Linked DNA regions of Homo sapiens: all the other regions are linked to region 2. Evidence: chromatin contacts called from ENCODE Hi-C data. All regions are on one chromosome and are shown on one strand. Each heading gives the region's core, a stretch centred on a gene start or an enhancer-like site at or near the end of the contact. The rest is flanking DNA. Distances are from core to core; before and after follow the strand shown.

Region 1 (3,016 bases), core at 45-2,544, 7.8 Mb before region 2:
TGAGACACAGGACACAATCACAGACACCTCTATACCTTTCCAGTCACAATATCTTTCCAGTCACAATCACACACCCGCTAAGACACACCCAGTCACACAATCTACTCTCCACTGTGATACAGTTACTCCCGTATAGTCACAAGCCCCACACACCAACACCCACAAATGCCTCATATAGTCACAGTCACACACCCACTCAGGGGACACACGCCATCACTGGTACTTTACGGCACCCAGTCACAACTGAACTTTCACTGTGGACATACACACAGTCACACTCACACAAGCAACCCACACAAGCAGTGGCACCCCACTCCCGCATACACAGCACCACACACATACACACAAACACACACACCAAGGGATACAGGAATACACAAGCGGCGTCACCACACAGTCACAGGCACAGGCAATTGCACACGGCCACAGTGTCACACAACCAAAACCACGCACACACCTTGGAGACATGAATCACAACCGCACACCCGCAGTGGTCACACAGTCACAACTGTACTCACACCCCAGGAACAGGGCGAACAGGCCACATATACAACGGGGACACACGCAGTATCACCCCCGGTCACAAGGACCCTGCACCCCGATACTCTCTATCACACATGGTTACACAAAAACCACCAGACACCCTGGAGACAGGCGGTTACACGTGCACAGTTGCAGACACCCACACCCAGCCACACAGCCACAAAGACACATTCAGAACGGCGCATCCGCAGCCAGCTCCCGCCTGCGCGCACAGATTCGAGGCTCCGGACACGCCCCGGCCCCGCCCAGGACTCCCAGACCCCTCACCTTCTGCCTCCCCTGGTCGCGTCCGGGTCCTTGCGGAGCTAACTAGCTCGCCACGACGTCAAGAACGACGTAACGTCAGGCCGCTGTGGGCTCTGGGAATTGTAGTCCAGAGCTAGATCGGCCACGGACAGAATGGCGTTCTCTTATCTCTGAGTCGGGGCCTGGCTCGTTTTGACATTTTTGCGCCCACGAGTCTTCGGAGAGGGCGTCGCCACTCCAGACCTTCCAGCAAGCTTGAAGTCATCTGACGCTAAAGGACTACTTACCTCAAGAGCTCCATCGTCACAGAAGGAGGCGGCCAAGTTCGCGGGGGGAGGGGAGGAGACAGAGAGTCGACCAGTAAAGCCTCAAGGGAAATGTAGTCCAAGGCCTGAGAAGCGACGTTGCTGGTAATAGAAGGTAATTCAGTACCAGCCTGGGCCTGGCCGCGGTGACCGAGGCGGGCCGCGTCGCGGAGACTTCTGGGAGTGCTTCCTCGCTCTCCGAGTGCGCAAGCGCAGCGCACCGAGTGGACATTTTGGTCTTTGTCCGCGGGTCAGTACGGCCCCTGGGTCCACGTGGCGCGAAAGTAGGAGGTGGGATCTGGGCGTCTCGGGTCGGTCGGACCGGGGAGGTTAAAGGGGAGGATTCCTGATCTTTAGGGGCGCGGCGCGAGGGCAGGGAGTGGGTGTAAGAGCTTCTGGCCTACGTGCGGGGCGGAGATGGGGGCCTCTGAGGCGGGTTTGAGCGAGTGTGACCGAGTTTGTCCTCAAAGTTTGACCTGATGTTTGGGATTGTTGAGTGAATGTGAAACTGGGTGCGGGATTGTGTGTGATTGTGCCTAAGAGGGAGATGTAGGAGACCAGCATTGAGGTATAACGTTTGAGCTGCACTTCCCTTGTCGAAAGTGCTGATAATTATAACGGTGCCATCTTCCTGGAGCGTCTTTTTTACTTGAAAATTGAAGGGGTGGAAAAGCTAAGTGGTGAATAATTTTAAAACGAGTTTTTATATAAAAGCATTTCTTTTTAATTGGAGTGGCATGCAAATCACCGTGACTTTTTTTTTTAATTAAACGAGAGTGTTTCGAAGGAACTTTAGTTTCGGGGTGCCTACTTCAGACTATTCAAATCCCCATCTTTGGGGTACTTAAATAGGGCTGTTAAGCAAAGCCCTAGACTAAACAGCATTGTACGCTTTGAGAAGCAATCCCATATAACGGCGCCCAGGATGAGGGAGTCAACGGTTTTAGGTTAGGCACAGTTATCCTCATTTTTTGAAGAAAGCTTAATTGTTGCAGTGTTTATCTATGAGTCTGGACTAAATCCTAGGTGTCTTAATTCCTTAATGAGTCGAGGCGTTCTCAGGTTGTATGGATTTTGTGAAGTAATGGAGAATGCTACTGACGTCTCCAAAGATGCGTTTTCTAAGGAAATCACCCCGCCCCCGCTGTCGTCATTGACATAGTTTTAAATTACAAAAAGTTAAATAAAGTAATTGGGTACCAAGTTAATATCTATAAATAAATAGCCTTCTAATTTACAAATATCAGTTAGAATACATAGTTGAAGAAAACTAATATTTACAATAGCAGTAAAAAGATAAAGTATTGTGGAAGAAACTTAAAGGTTCAGAACTATTAGGAAAGAACTTTAAAATACTACTAAGGGGCATAACAAATGTGAACAAATAAATATACCATGTGACATTAAGAAGTGTGCGCAAACTTAAGTGAATGTATTAATTTACTGTGATCTTGGTCGGGTGCGGTGGCTCATGCCTGTAATCCTAGCACTTTGGGAGGCCGAGATGGGTGGATTACCTGAGATCAGGAGTTCGAGAGGAGCCTGGCCAACATGGTGAAACCCTGTCTCTACTAAAAAAAAATAAAATAAAAAAATACAAAAATTAGCCGGGCGTGGTGGCGGGCGCCTGTAATCTGAGCTACCGCGGAGGCTGAGGCAGGAAAATCGCTTGAACCTGGGAGGCGGAGGTTGCAGTGAGCCCAGATCTCGCCACTGCACTCCAGCCTGGACAAGAGCGAGATTCCGTCTCAATAATAGTAATAATGTGATCCTAATAAAAGTATGGACAGGCTTTTCTCTTTTGGAACTAGGGGAACTGATCCTAGACTTACTATGGAAAGAGACAAGCTGCAAGAGCCAGTACAGACTGAGAAAGAAAAGGCGTTGAGGTGTGGGGAGATGGGGACCCAACACATTTTAAA
Region 2 (3,001 bases), core at 458-2,957:
ACTTTGGGAGGCCGAGGTGGGCGGATCACAAGGTCAGATCGAGACCATCCTGGCTAACACGGTGAAACCTCTTCTCTACCAAAAATACAAAAAAATTAGCCGGGCATGGTGGCGAGCACCTGTAGTCCCAGCTACTCGGGAGGCTGAGACAGAAGAATGGCATGAACCTGGGAGGCAGAGCTTGCAGTGAGCCGAGATCGCGCCACTGCACTCTAGCCTGGGCGACAGAGCAAGACTCCGTCTCAAAAATAAAATAAAATAAAATAAAATAAAATAAAATAAAATAAAATAAAATAAAATAAAAGCCAGGCAGGCTATGATATTTTGTGACTAAAAAATATTGGTACTGAGAGGTGGGCTTGCTGCTGCAACAAATACCTAAAAATGTAGCAGTCTTTGGAACTATGTAATGGATAGAGTCTAGAAGAGTTTTTACATGTATGCTAGGAAAAGCCTACATTGCCATGAATGGACTGATAAGGACAATTCTGGTTAGCGCTCAGAAATAGAGAATAAGAACTGTAGAGAAAACATCAATCTTGTTAGAGCATACCTAGGTAGTCATGATCAGAATGTTGGTAGAAATATGGACAGTAAAGGCCATTCTGAAGACCTCAGTCAGAAATGTTGAACATGTTATTGGAAGAGAAGAGAGCTTCTTGTTATAAAGGGACAAAGAATTTGGCTGAATTATATTCAGGTGCTAGTGTTTTATGGAAGGTAGAATTTGTGAATGATATAATTGTTTATCTGAATTAATTTCTAATCAAAGTGTTGAAGTTGCTTGAATCATCTTGACTACCCGTAGTGAAAGGCACGAAGTGAGGAATGACTGAAATAATTATTAATTAAAAGGGAAACAGAACTAAAATTTTTAAAAGTTTACAGCCTATCTACTTTGGAAAAAAAAAAAAACAGGAAACCTGAAGAATACAAGGGTATGGTTAAGCAACTAACTAATTCATGAATTTAGTATGGATTGGCCATGTCAACTGAAGCCAGGACCTATTGTCCAAGACAATGGAAGAATGACCCCAAAGGCATTTCACAGATTATGGCAGCTTCTCCTCCCATCACAGGCCCAGAGTGCAAGGACCTGGGGGACAGAAAGGGCCTTTGATGCCAGATATACCCTAATATATTAGGCACAGTTTCCTGCCTACTACGATTGAGCGTGTCAATAAATTTTTATCTCTTGGGAGGGCAGAACAGAGCAAGGATACAGCTGTAACTGGTTTAGAAATAGCAGTCACTCAATTTTCAGAGAAGTGTTCCTCATACTGTGGTTGGCACAGTCACTTTATCTAAAGAAAACCATGAAAAGTATTCTTTTTTAGTTTAGAAAAATTGATATAGAACATGAGACTCCATTTTTTTAAAATAAAAATATAGGTTGATAGGCCAGAATTCACAGGTCCACCTGCCTGAGCCAAAATTCTCACGCCTCCACAGAGCAAATGGACTCCATTTCCCAAGATACCAGCGAAACGCCTGCGGGAGTCTAATTGCCCGGTCGATGCGCAGGAAATTTGGCTCCCGCAGGCGTTTCGCGAGTAGCTTGGGAGGCGTGGGAATTTTGGCCCAGGCAGGAGGACCTGTGAATTCTGGGAAGTGGAGTCCATTTGCTCTGTGGAGTCGTGGGAACTTTGGCTCAGGCAGGCGGATTCGGGGGATTCTGGGAAGTGTAGTCCAGACGCCTGTGGCATCATCGACACTTCCGGTCTCCGAGCAGGACACTGCTACTTAACAAGGTGGTTTGAGCCAAGTATGTGTCTTGCGGGTCTTTGCGAAAGTGAACCAGTTATTAGGGGCGCCTAACGACCTGGGGGGTCAACTAAGGGGGTAAGAAGCCCTGGAGAAGACCTGAGGTTTGGAGATGCGAGGGGTGGGAGGGAAGTTTCGTTGCCGTCGATGGAGCCTTCTGGCGTTGGGGGCTGTACTCAGGTCCACCGGAGGAGTCGTCGGGGGTTCGGGGGGGGCGGGGAAGAACTCTGTCTAGTCTTGTGTGCCTGTTTAGAGGGTTTTCCAGGTGTTTGACCTCGTTCAGTCCGCCTCCCTCCACTCTTAAGTGTGCGACCTCTTTCTCGCGATATAACGTGGGGTGTTACTTAATCTCCCTGTACCTCCCATTGCCGTTTTTTAAATGAGGATTTCAGGACCATCCTGATAGAATTGTTTTAGGAGTTGAAAGTTGTGGTATAAAACAAAGACTTAACAGCTCCTGTCACTTGGTGTCCTGTTAATTTCCCGCGAAGTGGTCAGGTGCCCGGGTGGGGTCAGAGCTCCAGCTGCTCCGGCCCTTCTCTTGGAGCCCGGCAGGGCTCTGGATGATCCCGGACGCCTCTGACCTCTTTTTAGGAAGGCGTGGGTTGCATCCACGTTTCACGAAGGGAGAGGAGCATTTAACTTGTATCCGGGACGGCGACGCAGAGTGTTTGACAGCTTTCTCCTTCCCCAGCCTGACTTTTCTAAAAGAGCTGCAGGGAGGGACTTGGCTACTGAGGACAAAGCTGTCTACACGAGTGGTCTTTGGCTTTTCTCTTTTTAAAAAAAAGTTATTTATTTTGTTAGTCTGTTTTTATTATTGTTATTATTTGAGAATGAGGTTTGCTCTGTCTCCCAGGCTGGAGTGCAGCAGTGGCGCGATCTTGGCTCACTGCAACCTCCGCCTCCTGGGTTCAAGCGATTCTCTGTCCTCAGCTCCGGAGTAGCTGGGATTACAGGCATGCGTCACCATGCCCGGCTAATTTTTGTATTTTTAGTAGAGACGGGGTTTCACCATGTTGGCCAGGCTGGTCTCGAACCTGTGGTCCTAAGTGATCCGCCTGCCTCGGCCTCCCAAAGTGCTGGAATTACAGGTGTGAGCCACCGCGCCGGGCCGGTTTTTTCTTTTACAGAGATGTTCACCTCAACCAAGAGTGTATAGGATGTGTCCTTGGGCATGGGTGTTGATAATAATTAAACCTTAATTGGTAACTTAATTCTAAGGGCTTTATGGAAA
Region 3 (2,997 bases), core at 413-2,912, 7.2 Mb before region 2:
AAATTAAGGAACAGGGACACAAAGGATGAGGTCGGAGCGGAAGTTTAATAAGCAAAAGAAGAAAGCTCTCCCCAGCGGAGGGACCCAAAAGAGGGTTGCCAACTAGGAGGCTGAATCTGGGGGGGTTTATTAACTGGGAAGGGGAGGAACGTGGGCTGTCTTGAAGAAAGCACTACCCAGCTTGGCCCTGGGACCTTAGCCCGGGACCAATCCCAGGCTGAAGTGAAAGTTTGGCCCAGGACCAATCAGGGGCTGAAGTGAAAGTTTGGCCCGGGACCAATCAGGGGCTGAAGTGAAAGTTTGGCCCGGGACCAATCAGGAGCTGAAGTGAAAGTTTGGCCCGGGACCAATTAGGGGCTGAAGTGAAAGTTTGGCCCGGGACCAATCAGGAGCTGAAGTGAAAGTTTGGGCCGGGACCAATCAGGAGCTGAAGTGAAAGTTTGGCCCGGGACCAATCAGGGGCTGAAGTGAAAGCTTGGCCCGGGACCAATGAGGGGGTGAAGTTATGATTCAAAGAGGCCGCGCTCACAGTCTAAAGCATGTCCAAAAAAGGAAAGTGGCCGCCGGAACCTGTTAGTCCAAGCTGCACCGTTTCGTAAGCCCCCACCATTTCACAGACCCTGGTCAGAGGGAAACATTCCACCCGGGTTTGGGCTGTGCGAAACATCCTTCCCAACCGCCTGACTTCCTTATCACATCCTGCTGGGCAAAAGCCCAAGAAACATCCTTATCAACTTTCTCCCAGGCAACAAGCCATACCGCCCAGACCCCTCCTGCCCAGGCCTGTAATTACCCCAGCCTGGAAGCGGCAGTGGGCTCTGGCATTTAGTTGGTCCCCGCCATAGAGCCGCCAACTCTCTCTCTTTCTTTAACCCTCGCCTTCCCTTCAAAATCTAACAGAGCCCACCGTGTACATGCCCACAAAAGAAGCGACTATTTCGTGGAAGCCCGCTGGTCACACAAAGGACAAAGGCGTTTCTATGTTGGGCCTCGGTCCCTTATCAGTGCAGCTGAGGAATGTCTTCAGGACAACCCCCCTGTGGAGTTTTCCTTATGTATGCCTGCAGCCTGATTTTTCAGGCTGTTTCTCTGTTTAAAGGACTTTTACCAAGGTCCCACCCTAACTGCCTAAAGAGTTTTTTCTCTCAAGGGGACACACAAAGTCCCAATCGCACACATGCCTCCGCATATCCACTTACCCACTGCCTCACAGCCAATCACACTCTCCTCTCTCACATACACCAAGGGGCCACACAAGTTGCACTTGCACAGCCACAGACCTGCAACTCACGCACACAAGGTACTGCACAGACACGCAAAGTCACACACCCACCCCGGGACACGCAGTCCAACCACACAGTCACCGGTTCTTCACATCCGCACGCACAACGAGGGTCGTCCAGGACACACACACCCACTCCGGGCGCGCACAGTCACAAGCGCCCACCTGATCACCCAGAGTCAGCACCACACAGCCACAGTCACAGACCACGGAGACCCACGGCAGCCATCGCGATCACACACGCAAACTCCTCTCCTCAGCCCTCCACACACAAAAGGACCGGAGCCGGATTCCTCACCCTCAGCATTCTCTGGTTCCGCTCGGGGCCAGCCTAGCCAAGTTCCTCAGGACTCCAAGGCGCGGCGGCAGCTAAATCGGCACAGCAAACGGTCCCGCCACCTGGCTAAGAGGAAGCCAAAATCTCGCGAGACGTGGCGTCGGCCTGCGGGATCCTCTGGGAAATGTAGTCCAGAGCCCGACTGCGGGCTTCCCTATGCCTCTCATTTCCAAGCCTGGCTTGTTTCCTTTTACCGCTCCTCTCCAACGAGGATCGCAGAGCCCTCATGCCGAGCGGCTCGCTATGGGGCCGGCTCGCCCGCTAGAGTGGTCAGGCCTGATTATCCCTGGCAGCTCTGTTATCTGGGGTAAGACACAGGAAAACGTGCTTCCGGTTCTCGGCGGAAGTAGCCCCGAACGGTAGAACCGATGGGAAATGTAGTCCAGGGCAGAAAAGCGGTCAACCCAGCCACGATGCGAGCCAAAGGATTCTTGGCTCCAAGCCTGGTCCTGGCTGTTAGTTTGGAACTCATGCACCCAGATGCTAACTCGCCCTCAGAATGCAGAGGGGATGAAACACTGACCGGACAATTCAATCTGTATATGGGTGAGTCCAGGGCTCAGTCTGCATTGCGCGGAAAATGAAGGTGAAGGTGGAGGTGGGACCTGATGGTCTCGTCCCGGATAGGGTTGAAGAAGTGGGAGAAAAGGAATCAAAATCGTGGATGGGATAAGATTGTGCGCGAATGCTCTCTGGGAGCGGATCGTGGCCGACGAGGGCCCGAAGATGCTGCCTTGTGATCGCAGGTGTGAGTGGAAGCTGTGTGAGTGTCAATGTGAGTTGCCTGTTTGGGAGACCAGCATTGTATTTTTGTATCAGGTAGTAACCTTGGAGCCAGGTATTTGTAAAATTATGATAAGAGGGCATCATTCTGGAGCATCGATTTTATTTGGAGGTTGACAGGAGAGGGAAAAAAACCCCTAATATCTGATAAACAACATAAATAGATTTTTATGTTAAAGTAGTTATATTTATTACGGTCTAGAATGCAAATCCAACATGGCTTTTAAAGCAAGAAAGATTTTTTTTATACAAAGTCAAAGGTATTATTTTTATACACTTACTACAAAACATACAAATAGTATACCAAGCCTAAGAATATAAAGAGTCTAGCTTTAATTAATTGAATGTAAATTTAAAAACAAGCATCTAATAAGTAGTCCTTTTCACACATCGAAAAGCCAATTTCGGAATTTTTTTAAAAACTCAAATTACAAAGTAACAAATATCTGGTGTCTTAGTAACTTGAAGATCAGTACTAATGATTAAGCCAGCTTATATGCTAATATGATACATGAAAAAGCCTGTATTTCACAAATAGCAAACCACTAAAACTTTAATTTTCCACAGAAGCCATTGTTTCACACCAATAATTATG
Region 4 (2,877 bases), core at 164-2,663, 7.6 Mb after region 2:
AGCAACCTGTAGCCCAGACAGTTGATGCCATCATCAGAGGATCCAGGGATCGGAGGATTGGCGGATCCGGGACAGAAGGCGAGGCCTGGAGGATGGGGAGGGGCAGCCATGTGAGCCTCAGGGAGGACCCAGAACCAACCACCCCACTTCCAACACTGATTCACCTCCAGGGCCTCTGCTTGTGGCCAGGATCTTCCCCCTCCAGCATATGGTAGCCTCTGAAAAGCAGGTGGGGCTGGGAGAGGAGCATCCCGCTTAGTTTCACCCTTCCAGAGACACAGGAAGGCATGGAGGCCAAACACCTGTCTCTGACAGGGTCCCCATGCCACAGCCCAGCCCTCCAGTCCAGGGTAGCCCATGTCCCCCTCAGCCCAGGGCGGCCCATACCTGCCTCATCATGTCAGGACCTGCAGCTCCTGCCTCCCACCTGGCAGTGATGTCATCCTCATCATCCCAACCCCACTACACGTTGGAGAAGCCATTTATCTTCAGGTAGTGAGTGGGGTGCAGGGCAAACACCCCTCCAAGGCACAAGCTAACGGCTTAATTGCTGTTGTTTCCCCATGTTCTGGCTTGCAGCACTTGTAACCTCTGGGCTCCTGCAGCCCTTAACATCTGATACCTTTACATTAAGATTTATCATCCTTATCTCTGGACCAGGCTGAATACACCTGTGTCCCGGTGCATCTGGCCAGCGGGTCAAAGGGCCTAGCACACAGATTAACAAATGAATGAGTTCCAGTTACCAAAGTTCAATCCTTGAGGTGGACAGAAGACGCCCAAGGCGTGTCTCCCATCACCCTTCACTCTCAATCCTCCTTATCAAGGGCCTCACGGGAATAGTGATAAGATCTCAGAATATACAGGAGGGAGCAGTTTCGGGAAGGGGGGCATTGGAAGGAAGTGGAGGGCTTGGATCTGGGGAGCAAGCGGGGAGAGTGCTCCGTTCCTTGGTTTTGGGATCTTGCCTTACGGGTCTCACCTGCCCTCCATCCTGGCTTCCACCTGGCAGGGTGTGTTTGTGTCAGAAAGACGATTGTGCGTAACTGTTCACCGCGTCCACGTCCCGAGAGTTGCGCACGCGTGGAGATCTGCAAAACGCTCCCTTTCAGCTCCGCGCATGCACAGAGACCCCACCCCGCAAGTCCTTGCCCTTCGGCCTGGGCAGGCGTCCACTCCCATGGCTGCAGGGCGCGCCGAAGAGCCCACTCTGCATCCCCGAGACGCGGCCCAATCCTAGGAATGTGCTTAGCGCAGGTGCTATCTTCCCTTTTCACATTCCCAATCTCTTTCTCCGCCCCCTCAAACTCTTGCCATACTCCCACAACAGCAGAAAATCTGAAAAAAAAGTCCATCCCATCTTTGCACTGACAGCAGTGCACAGCAGCTGGCAGAGAATTCTGGCACGGCTATTGTGCTTGCGCAGGCGCAGACGGGAAGCGGGCCGGACCGGCCTAGTACACTCTGGGAGGCGTGCGCAGAATGCGCAGCGCTGCCGCGAGGATCTCTGGGAACTGTAGGCCCAGTTTGTCCGAGAGCCGCAAGTGTTTCGGGACGACGCAACGCAGGGGCACCTGGGAGTCGTAGGCGGATGGGCCCAAAGCCTTCCGGGAGTCGTAGTCCTTCCGCCCGCTCCTCGTTTCTTTGGAGGTTGGCCCTTCCAGCTCCAGTTCTGCCCAGGTGAGCGCCCATCCCGCGGCCGGCCGGTCCTGGCCCTTTGTCGCGATGACGTGGCGGAGTTGAGGGTCTCTGTATTTCTCTCCCCCGCGTTCTGGTAGGCGTCCCTGGAAAGATGGCACCCTTTTCCGTGATCTCTCAATCCCTCTCTCCGGGTGGGAGTGCTCTAAGCAGCTGTTGTACCTGCTGACCCGCTTTGGATTCTGCGGCCCAGCCTGACACCTTCTCACTCTCGCCCTTCAACCTGGGTGCAGTGCGAGTGCACCCTCCTCTGTCCTGGTTACAACACAGAGTGGTCAGGGCTGGCCCAGGGGGTGCTCAGGAGGCTGTGGGAACACAGAGGAGGTGCTAGACCCAGCCCAGGGTTCAGGAAAGACCTTACAGAGCAAAGGACCTCAAATCTACCACATCCAAACGAAATCCCAGATTCCCTGTCCTAAACCTGCTCCTCTCACAATCTTTCTGCCTCCTCCCCACTAACTGTCCATCCAAGTGCTCAAGCCAAAATCTTGGAATGGTCGCCAGTGTTCTGTTTCTCTCATCCGCTTCCCTCCCGCAACCAAATCTTGTGTGAGTCTCATCGTCTCTATCTCCAGAAGAGGCCCAGAATCTAACCACTTCTCTCCACTTCCACTGTCTCCATTCTGCTCCGAGCTACCGTTACTCCTCACCTGCATCACTGCAGGGGCCTCCTCACTGTTCTGTTTCTTCCCTTGCCACACTCCACCCTCTATTCAGGCACAGTGCCAGGAAGCCTGTGGAAATATAAATCAGATCCTGTCACCAGTCACTACCCTGCCCCCCAGCTTAAAATCATCCAGTGGTTCCCATCTCAGAATAAAATCCAAGCTCCTTATCCTGCCAACCTCTAAGCTTCTGGTCCTTTCTGGTCGTCCTCAGTCACAACACACTTTCCAATGGGCTGAACACAGCCAGGCCCTGCCCTTCATGTCCTTTGCATTTGCTATTAACTCAATTTGGAGCATTCTTCCCACCCTGACCCAATATCTGTCTACTCATTTTGTTGGCCTCAGCTCAAAGGCCTCCAGCCACCCTAAAGAACCCCCTCCCTGTTCCCCCCCCCCCAGTCATACCACCAAAGATAATTCCCTCGTATTTGGAAAGCATCTTAGTCATTTACTTCCTTATCCATGGCCTGGTTCCTCCATTAGAACATCAGTGCCCTGACAGCTGCAACCT
Region 5 (2,932 bases), core at 273-2,772, 7.3 Mb before region 2:
ATTTCTGGCCGTTGTTGCTCACTGGACCTCTCTCTCCAAGTGATCTTTAATGCGCAAGCAAGTTGCTCTTAGCCTTCAGTCATGGTGGTCTCAGGGCAGGAAAAGGGGAAGAGAAAAAGCTGCAAGACTTCCTGAAGCTTTGTCTCAGAAGTCTCACAATATCACTTCCACCACATTCTATTGGTCAAAGCACCTCACAAGGCCCTGCCTAATAGTAACCTAACCACTGACTAGCATTTCAGGAGGAGAAAAAATACTCCCTTGCTGAAAAACAAAATCAAAGAGAACAAAAATAGAAAATACAACAAAACTTCCTTGACCTTGGTTTTCAGATATGCTCAGCAATGGTTCCCTTTCCTCAGGGCTCTTAGAGAACCTCAAGGCAAGGGAGAAGGGGTAAGGAATCATGAGACATCAGACCTTTCTTGGAACCCAGATTGGCTAAATTGGAAAAAATTATTGCCACCACACGAGCTCTCATCATCTACCATAAACATACTCAGATGGAAGTAAAAGGGAGATGGGAGTACTGCTAACCCTTCTTAGTATTCAAGGGAAAGGCCAGGGTCACTGATATCCAGGACTGGGGACTTTCTCAAAATTCACGTTAAGTCTCCTGCGGAGACAGCTCTGGGAATGATGTGGATCACATGGAACCTGACCTCTGAGAGTTCCCAAGGGAGAGCCTCTGAGGAAGGAATCCTACTCCTAGGTTCTCCCCACGACGTCTTCCCAGAACTCTGCTTAAGGGACACTTACAACTCGAAAAGCCTCGTTCCGAAAACAGGTCTGTCCTTTTTCTGTTTGCAGATTTTATTCCACCACTCGATTATCCCTTCCCTTTTTGATGGCCATTTCACTGCAGCTGGGGTCTATACAGCTATAAAGCGGGAGAAAAAAGGAAGCTGGGAACTCAGAGATGCAGAGCCCAAGAAACAATCGAGTCTAAAACTGCCGCTTAGGTGGGCACTCCGCCAGGATCCCCTGTGTCAAACACCAGGCTGAGAACTGGGGACAGGTGTGCCCTGAGAAGACAACGCGGGCCATGCTTCATTGCAAGATGACTCTGCTTAACATAGGCATGGATCATAGTCCTCACAGGCACATTGGGGAGATCTTCGACAGACCCCTCAGTCCCAACATTAAACACAGCACTGCAGAAATGAAGCTTTACCCGTTACACACACAACACCACAGACCTAAAAGGCTCTTCCATCACACGGCCACAGCAGCACTGTCATGATGGAAGGTCTCAAACCCTACAGTGTCACACACCCGACAGCCGACCACGGCCACCCAAAGGTCCCGCATCCGAGCAGGGACAGGAACACAATCACGCACCTGTCGCAGCCTCCTCGCCGCGCACACCGCCGCCTTGTCCTGGCATCAAACACACACGCACAGGTGCATACACAGGCCCGAGCTACGGCCCTGCACACCCTGTCTGCGTCCCGGGAGCTCGGGGCTTCCTCACCGTGAGCGCCGCCCTCATCCCAGCCACGCACTATGAGAATTTGGAAGGGGAACCAGAGATCAAAGTTCGAAAACCGCCCGGGCGCCTGTGGGAAATGTAGTCCAAGGCCGGAAACGCCCGGATGTGGAGAAGGCGCGCGTAGCCGGTGGACAGCAGGAACGCGCCGCGGAGACACCTGGGAGGCATCGTCCGCGTGGGAGTGCGCATGCGCAGACGCCCGGCCGGCAACCGAAGGTGAGGCTGGTGGGTCCCGCGGGCGCGGAGAAGGCGGGTGACGGTGTGACCCGTAAGGAAGGCTGAGGAGGGAGGCGGGAGCCTGGGCTGGGGAAAGCAAGAAGGGAAGAGGAGCAACCTGGGACGAGGAGTTGGCTGGAGGAAAGTGCGAGTCCGGGCCTCAGAGAAGGCTGGGAGGGAAGCAGGAACCAGAGCGCGGGCCCGGGAGCACCTGAAGAAGGGAACCGGTTGCCCGAGGCGGGGGGTGAGCTCCCCAGTGGCAGGAATTTCGTCTGATTTTCGTCCCCTGGCTCCTGGAGCACGGCCTGGCACACAACAGGCGCTCCGTGTGTGTGTGTGTGGCTTTTCGTACCTGTCCTGTGTGTTGTGGTAGGGGAATGTGTTATTCTGTGTGACGTTGTGGAACCGGTTGTTTATGAAAGTGATAGGGTCCCTGCGTGTCTTAAGTTTTAATTTAAATTAGATGCGAGTCGATTTGTGTTTGAGCCTGTGTCCGACTCTGGAGAGGCGACAGTGAGGGCATTGTGAGTGAAAGGTTGTTACTTTTTGTAGAAGTTCTGTGAAATTGTGCACGACGTGGGGGCCTATGGGATTATGACTATGTAGTGGGTGATACAGCTATGAATATGCCTAATTTTAAAAGTATTTGGTGTACACGACCTATGATGACTGTGAATGTGGCACACTGTGTGACTTAGGTGGAGTGCTTGAGAAACCGAGTGTTGACTAAAGTATGCATTGTTTAGATTGATTTATGAGTATTGGGCATTTTATATATGCCTGTAGAATTTGACTCTGGTAATTAGACAAGTAAAATAAGTAGTGATTTTTTTTTTTTAATGGAGAGGAAGAGGCAAAATAATTTTCAGAGGGTAAGATTGGGCCCATGCGGGCCGGGCGCGGTGGCTCACGCCTGTAATCCCAGCACTTTGGAAGGCTGAGGCGGGCCGATCACGACGTCAGGAGATCGAGAACATCCTGGTTAACATGGTGAAACCCCGTCTCTACTAAAAATACAAAAAATTAACCGGGCGTGGTGGCGGGCGCCTGTAGTCCCAGCTACTTGGGAGGCTGAGTCAGGAGAATGGCGTGAACCCGGGAGGCGGAGCTTGCAGTGAGCCGAGATCGTGCCACTGCAATCCAGCCTGGGTGGCAGAGCAAGACTCCGTCTCAAAAAAAAAAAAAAGATTGGGCCCATGCGCGGTGGCTCACGCCTGCAATCCC
Region 6 (2,700 bases), core at 75-2,574, 7.6 Mb before region 2:
ACCTACTGGAAAGGGGTAGGAATTGGAATCTACCTTCATCACCCCATCATTCACTGGGAAGGAAGGCCAAAGCACCAGGTCAGTGGACAGGACATTTCAGGGGTTAAAGTCTAACTAGCTGAAGATTAACTGGAACAAGCCCGCATAGTCTGACAAAATCATATCTATTGACTGGCAGAAAGGGAGAAAATTCCACAGGAAGGGTTGGAATAGAATGGACGAGAGAGACGAGAAAAGCTCTTTCGTAAACGGTTGAGTTCCAGCTGAAAGATTCTAAGGAGGATCTAATGACAGCTGCAATCTGGAATGGCTGCTGTTTCCGAGGTGAGATTAGGAGAGGCAGGGATTAATGAGATATTGAATGCAATCATGAGTGTAATCAAGAGGGTATCCCCAGTAATAAAATGAAAACAGCAAAGCAAGTCTAGAACATCACTGGTAAGAAAACTGTAATCTCTCAAAGAGGGAGTCATTATGCCATTTTACAACTACTGCACCACCTGGGGAGAAATCATGTTTTCTATTAATTTTGCAACTGGCTTTATCTGTCTCTTCCTTCCTAGCCTGATTAATGACAGAGCTGCTTCATTGTTCAGTCCGAGCTGATTTTCATTCCACAGAAGAGGAAAGCAAATGCCCCCACGCCCAGAAAAAATAAAAATTACACTTCATGGAACAAAACGGAAACACAAACTCATCTGGATGTTGACTTGTCTATATGCAACAGCAATCATTTCCTCCTCTCCCCGCTGCCTTCCTAAAGAACAGCAGGATTGGGAAAGGAGACGGGAATCTTGAGACCGCGGGCCTTTCCTGGAGCCGGCCTTGGCTGAGCAGGACACACCCCCGCTAGCGCACTTGCTCCCTCCGTCTACTGCGCGCAAAACCCGATGGAAATAACAGGGAGCCTGGAATAAAGCTGACCCTTTCCCGTATCAGAGCGAAAGGCCAGGTACACGAAGACGGGGCTGGGATCTGTCTCCGAGTTCCCCGCAGTTTCCATGGGAGGGAGCTCGGGTAAAGCTGTGCAATCTGCAGTTCTTCAGACTGCGTCTTTTTGTTTGGGGGCCTTCATTCACTCCGGGGTTCCTGTATCTAACTCGGAGCCATTCCGGGCCGCTGGACCTGGGCGGCTCTGAAGCGAGAAGGCAGAGGACGCAACAGGGCACCCGGCGCCCAGTCAGCGCCACAAACTCCACAGCTACTGCCTCCTGGCTCACACTGAGGTCTGCGCCGCCCCCGCGCCACCCCCGCGCCCATTGCCTCGGTGCAAGCGACCAACTCACCTCTCGGAGCCGACACCAGCAGCGAAGCCGGAAAGAACTGCGAGCGGAGGCCTGTGGGAAATGTAGTCCGCCGATGGGAGGGACTGGTTCCAGCCCCAACGGGCTGCGCGGAGTGCGCATGCGCGGGGGCCGGAGCCCCGGGTGCGCTCGGGGCGGGAAGGCCCTCCGCGCTGCGTGGGGCTGAGGCGAGCTCGGGCTTGCGTTTGCTTTTGTCGCTGAGGAAGACTTTTATTTGTTTATTTTCTTGAGACAGGGTCTTACTCTGTCGCCCAGGCTGGAGTGCAGTGGCGTGATTAGAGCTCACTGCAGCCGCGACCTCCCGGGCTCAAGCGACCCTCCCACCCGAGCCTCCAGAGTAGCTGGGACTGCAGGCGCGCGCCACCACGCCCAACTCATTTTTTAAGTTTTTATAGAGACCAGATCTCCCTATGTTACCCAAGCCGGTGTCGAACTCCTGGGCTTAAAAGATCCTCCCGCCTGAGCCTCCCAAAGTGCTGGGACTACAGGCGTGAGCCACCAGGCTCAGCCGCGGAGGATTTAGAAAGAAGTTTTGGCACCAGCAGATGCCTAATATGTGTACTAAACACCTACCAGTTACTCACTGCATACACCCAAGCAAGGTGTGGGCACACATCAGGCATGCAATGAAAATACTCTCAAAGCCCACCAGAACCTGGAGCAGGACGTAAACCTAGAAAGGTCGCTCGTGCTCACTGCCCTCTCCCTTTCTCCCACTCTGTCTCTGTCTCTGTGTGTGTGTGTGTGTGTGTGTGTGTGTGTGTGTGTGTGTGTGTCTCGTATCTCCTGCAGTTGTGAATGTATTGTTCTACTAAAAATACAAAAAATTAGCCGGGCGTGGTCGCGCGCGCCTGTAATCCCAGCTACTCAGGAGGCTGAGGCAGGAAAATCGCTTGAACCCGGGAAGCGGAGGTTGCATTGAGCTGAGATCCGCCATTGCACCCCAGCTTGGGCAACAAGAGCGAAACTCCGTTTCAAAAGAAAAAGACTAACTGGAGAGGTCTGTCTCCAATGAGACTGAATTTGTCCTGTCCTGCGTTCCTTCAGGAAAGAAATGGGATAAGCCCACCAGGGACCACCCTGAGGCATCTTCTGTATCCCAAATTCTTTGATATATTAGTTAATACATGAAAGAATTTGTTCTTTCCTTAAGAATATAAAACTTTAGAAGATATTTGAAAATGCCTCGGCAATCTGGTTTCATTTTGCAAACAATAGGATATGCATGAAATAGGAGATAAATGAAAAATCTGAGCTACTTTATAACTACTAAGAAGGTGGCCAGACGCGGTGGCTGACGCCTATAATCCCATCACTTTCGGGGGGCCGAGGCGGGTGGATCACCTGAGGTCAGGGGTTTGAGACCAGCCTGGCCAACATGGTGAAACCCCGTCTC
Region 7 (2,780 bases), core at 204-2,703, 7.5 Mb before region 2:
CACTGATTCAGCAAACATATACATTTATGATTATGTGTGCTGAGAAACCTTGGTTTACAATTTGTAATGGGATATAACAAATCAAAGGATCAAACTTACTTAGAAGCCTTCTCTAAGATGTAAGTGCCTTAGAACCTGGCTAGACAGTGCTATAAATTGCTGAAACAGGTACAGAGGGGAAATAGATGGAGGCAGACTGCAGGAAGAAGGAGCCCTTTAGACATAAAGAGCTTGAAGTTCCCTGTAACTTCCAGGTGGACTGCACATTGGGCAATTAGATAATATGGATTAGGAGCTCAGGACAAGCCTCCAGCAGAAACAGACATTTATTAGTCATCTGTATTAGATGAAGCCATGGATGGCAGTGTAATGTTGTTGCTGATAGGAGTACTTAGATGATCAAGGCCAGAAACTTAGAAACACCAATAGTTAGGGGAAAAGCAGAAACTAAGTCCTGTCTTCTTTGTATCTTTTACTTTTTCTGTATATTTCAAAACTATTAACCCTGTTACTTTTTTATTTTATTGAAAAATATGTTAAGAATAAGTGTGACAAGATACTTGAATATGTTGATATGTTAAGAATAAGTGTGACAAGATACTTGAAGATAGGATACTTCTATCTTTGTATACACAAGAAAAGAATTTCCCCTATATTTACAAAAGGCTGGGGAAACCCTGATTAAATTAGGAGTGAGATTGCTGCCCTCACTGACGAACTAGGGAGTTTCTTGACCTCTGCGCTAAAGGCAGGACAAGTAGCTTCCAAATTCTGTGCCGTCTGCGCTATTGGAAACTACCTCTTAAAGATATTCCTTAGTTCAGGGTTTCTCCAAGCAACTGCACCAAAGTTTCTCCAAAGTATTAAGAAAAGTCAATGCCTACTGGGTGTACAGGCACCCAGTAACAAGTTTTTCCGAAATCTTGCCTCTTTAAAAAAATAATGGAAAGGTAATGCTGATTTTGTTTTCTACTCCACAATAGGTCTGCTTTTATATAAAAAATCACCTTTAAAATTACTTATCCGCTCAATTCCTTAGCCTTTTCCGTTTCCTATTTTCCAGAAAACGCATCTTTATTATTTTAGAAATGAGAAAAGTGAGGCTTAGAGGTTACTACCTCACAAAGCCATCCGTCCATCCTCACAAACTTGGAACCAGTTTCTCACTAACTCTGCACCCTCAACACCCCCTCACACTCTCGGTCACCCACCCGCGAACCCACCCGAACTGTACCCCTGCCCCCAGCCACACAAGCTCGGATCACCGCACATCATAGAAGGCGATTCCTCCCCTCCATACTCCCAGCCCCGTCGCAGGCACTGCAAATCCTCCCCTCCAGCGTCCCTGGCCCGTTTCAGTGTCCAGAAACCCAAGTCCCACAGGGCCGAAACCCAACTCACCGGCAGACAAAGACGACCATGGCAAGTCGGAGATTCCGCGCCTGCGCACTCCTTCCGCGGGCAGCGCTCCCAGAGGTCTCCTGGGCTGGGCCAGGCCCCGACTCAGAACCGGACGGAATCGAGAGATCTTGGCCCGTCCTCCGTGCCACTCTTTTGAGGGTAGACTACATTTCCCAGAAGGTTCAGCGGTTTGAGTCAGCTTTTCGCGCGAACTTTTCCTCCGCCAGAGCTTGTGGGACTGTCTCCCTGGCCGGGGCAGGGGTGTAAGGCCTTAGTCTTAGTTTACTCTATCCCTGGGATTGGGTAGTGGTGTAACATCAGCTTAAACACGCTGTGCTGACTTTATGTAACAGCCACGGTGCGATACTAAGCCAGGAACCCCAGGAGACTCTCAGACACGGTTCGGGAATGAGGGTAATCCCTTTGGCTGGGCTCAAGCCGGGCGCCATCTTGCTCATCGCGGGCGTGGCGCTGAACTACATTTCCCAGAAGGCGCCGCGCCCTCGGCCCCTCCCCTCGCGACTCCCGCGGCTCGGGGGAGAGCTGCACGCGACCCAGGTGCTGGCCTCTGAGCGGGTCGGCTCGGAGACTACAGGATCAGGAGGAGGTTGGAGGTGAAGCGTCTGGAATCCGGTGCGGAGGTTGAGACTGAGTATTAAGTCTGTTCAGGCGGAACGCGCCGAGAAGGGCGGTTGTGAAATTGTGTTTTTGTGAATGTATGTCCTAGCACAGTGTGTGTGTGATTGTGATTGTGTGTGACACCTTGTGTACGGATGTGGGGAGGACTCTGCGGGTGTCCCGTGAGTCCCTGTGTTAGGACTGTTATTGTGTGACTGTGTAACGCTGTGTGAGGGTGTGGGTTAGCTGTGACTGTGTGCCCGCGGTGGGTGTGTGATTGTAACTCTGTGACCATATGTTCGTTTGTGTGCAGATATAGGGAGCTTTGTACTTATGTAGTTGTGACTCTGTGTCCTTGTGTGGGAGTATGGAGGGTGGGTGCTTGTGACTTTGTGTACAGTGGTGGGTGTGTGACTGTGAAGCATTGGGTGTGCGTGGAGTTGAGACTGTGTTTGTGTGTCTTTGACCAAATGTCACACATAGTCATATGTGAGAGCAGAAGACAGCTCGGCCCCGTGATAGTAAAGGGGATTTTTCTATGACACTGAGTTTTGAGTTGGAAGCCCCAGTTTCCTCTGATAGCCCTCCCATGGCGGGGGAGGGGAACGCAGAGTAAGCTCTGGCCTTGTCATTTGGGCCCTAGGGGAGGTGTATTGTCTCCCTTCTCATTTCTGTCCTCCAAGAGAGGTTCCCCAGAGGAGAGGAAATAACGGTTGTGATATCTAAAAGCCATGTTTAAGGTGCCTTGAAGTTTTCTCTTT

Evidence for each region. A loop is a pair of places that touch in the nucleus more often than their neighbours do. Pooled maps may share reads with other maps.
Region 1: a loop to region 2 is called in a pooled map, with 9 times the contacts of the local background. The contact joins the promoter of ZNF146 here to the promoter of ZNF155 in region 2. A Hi-C loop is called at or near these places in 3 of 50 pooled maps.
Region 3: a loop to region 2 is called in a pooled map, with 9 times the contacts of the local background. The contact joins the promoter of ZNF850 here to the promoter of ZNF155 in region 2. A Hi-C loop is called at or near these places in 4 of 50 pooled maps.
Region 4: a pooled map shows a loop between it and region 2 (18-fold over the local background). The contact joins the promoter of LINC01530 here to the promoter of ZNF155 in region 2. A Hi-C loop is called at or near these places in 4 of 50 pooled maps.
Region 5: a pooled map shows a loop between it and region 2 (4-fold over the local background). The contact joins the promoter of ZNF567-DT here to the promoter of ZNF155 in region 2. A Hi-C loop is called at or near these places in 2 of 50 pooled maps.
Region 6: a pooled map shows a loop between it and region 2 (16-fold over the local background). The contact joins the promoter of ZFP14 here to the promoter of ZNF155 in region 2. A Hi-C loop is called at or near these places in 3 of 50 pooled maps.
Region 7: a loop to region 2 is called in a pooled map, with 7 times the contacts of the local background. The contact joins the promoter of ZNF260 here to the promoter of ZNF155 in region 2. A Hi-C loop is called at or near these places in 3 of 50 pooled maps.

Annotation. Positions count from the first base shown.
Region 1 is chr19:36,213,812-36,216,827 of GRCh38, forward strand. ZNF146 (zinc finger protein 146) reads left to right here and starts at 1,295. Exons shown (of 4, transcript NM_007145.3): 1 at 1,295-1,385. ZNF565 (zinc finger protein 565) reads right to left here and starts at 854. Exons shown (of 5, transcript NM_152477.5): 1 at 811-854. RefSeq lists enhancers at 809-1,238, 1,349-1,538.
Region 2 is chr19:43,982,481-43,985,481 of GRCh38, forward strand. It overlaps ZNF155 (zinc finger protein 155), which reads left to right and starts at 1,708. Exons shown (of 5, transcript NM_198089.3): 1 at 1,708-1,765. RefSeq lists a silencer at 1,405-1,604.
Region 3 is chr19:36,771,145-36,774,141 of GRCh38, forward strand. ZNF850 (zinc finger protein 850) reads right to left here and starts at 1,663. Exons shown (of 5, transcript NM_001193552.2): 1 at 1,581-1,663. It overlaps LOC728485 (a long non-coding RNA gene), which reads left to right and starts at 2,009. Exons shown (of 2, transcript NR_164117.1): 1 at 2,009-2,365. RefSeq lists a silencer at 1,203-1,497 and enhancers at 1,484-1,623, 1,764-1,923.
Region 4 is chr19:51,592,967-51,595,843 of GRCh38, forward strand. It overlaps LINC01530 (long intergenic non-protein coding RNA 1530), which reads right to left and starts at 1,414. Exons shown (of 2, transcript NR_034159.1): 1 at 983-1,414; 2 at 1-85. RefSeq lists enhancers at 1-493, 494-1,129, 1,130-1,765, 1,512-1,821, 2,032-2,081 and a silencer at 2,164-2,331.
Region 5 is chr19:36,685,927-36,688,858 of GRCh38, forward strand. It overlaps ZNF567-DT (ZNF567 divergent transcript), which reads right to left and starts at 1,523. Exons shown (of 4, transcript NR_110708.1): 1 at 1,342-1,523; 2 at 760-880; 3 at 1-89. ZNF567 (zinc finger protein 567) reads left to right here and starts at 1,686. Exons shown (of 6, transcript NM_001322917.1): 1 at 1,686-1,708. RefSeq lists enhancers at 1,493-1,542, 2,103-2,742 and a silencer at 1,743-1,802.
Region 6 is chr19:36,377,877-36,380,576 of GRCh38, forward strand. It overlaps ZFP14 (ZFP14 zinc finger protein), which reads right to left and starts at 1,325. Exons shown (of 5, transcript NM_020917.3): 1 at 1,287-1,325. RefSeq lists a silencer at 1,432-1,521.
Region 7 is chr19:36,526,818-36,529,597 of GRCh38, forward strand. It overlaps ZNF260 (zinc finger protein 260), which reads right to left and starts at 1,454. Exons shown (of 3, transcript NM_001166037.2): 1 at 1,402-1,454. RefSeq lists enhancers at 751-1,461, 1,202-1,831, 1,462-2,170, 1,982-2,181.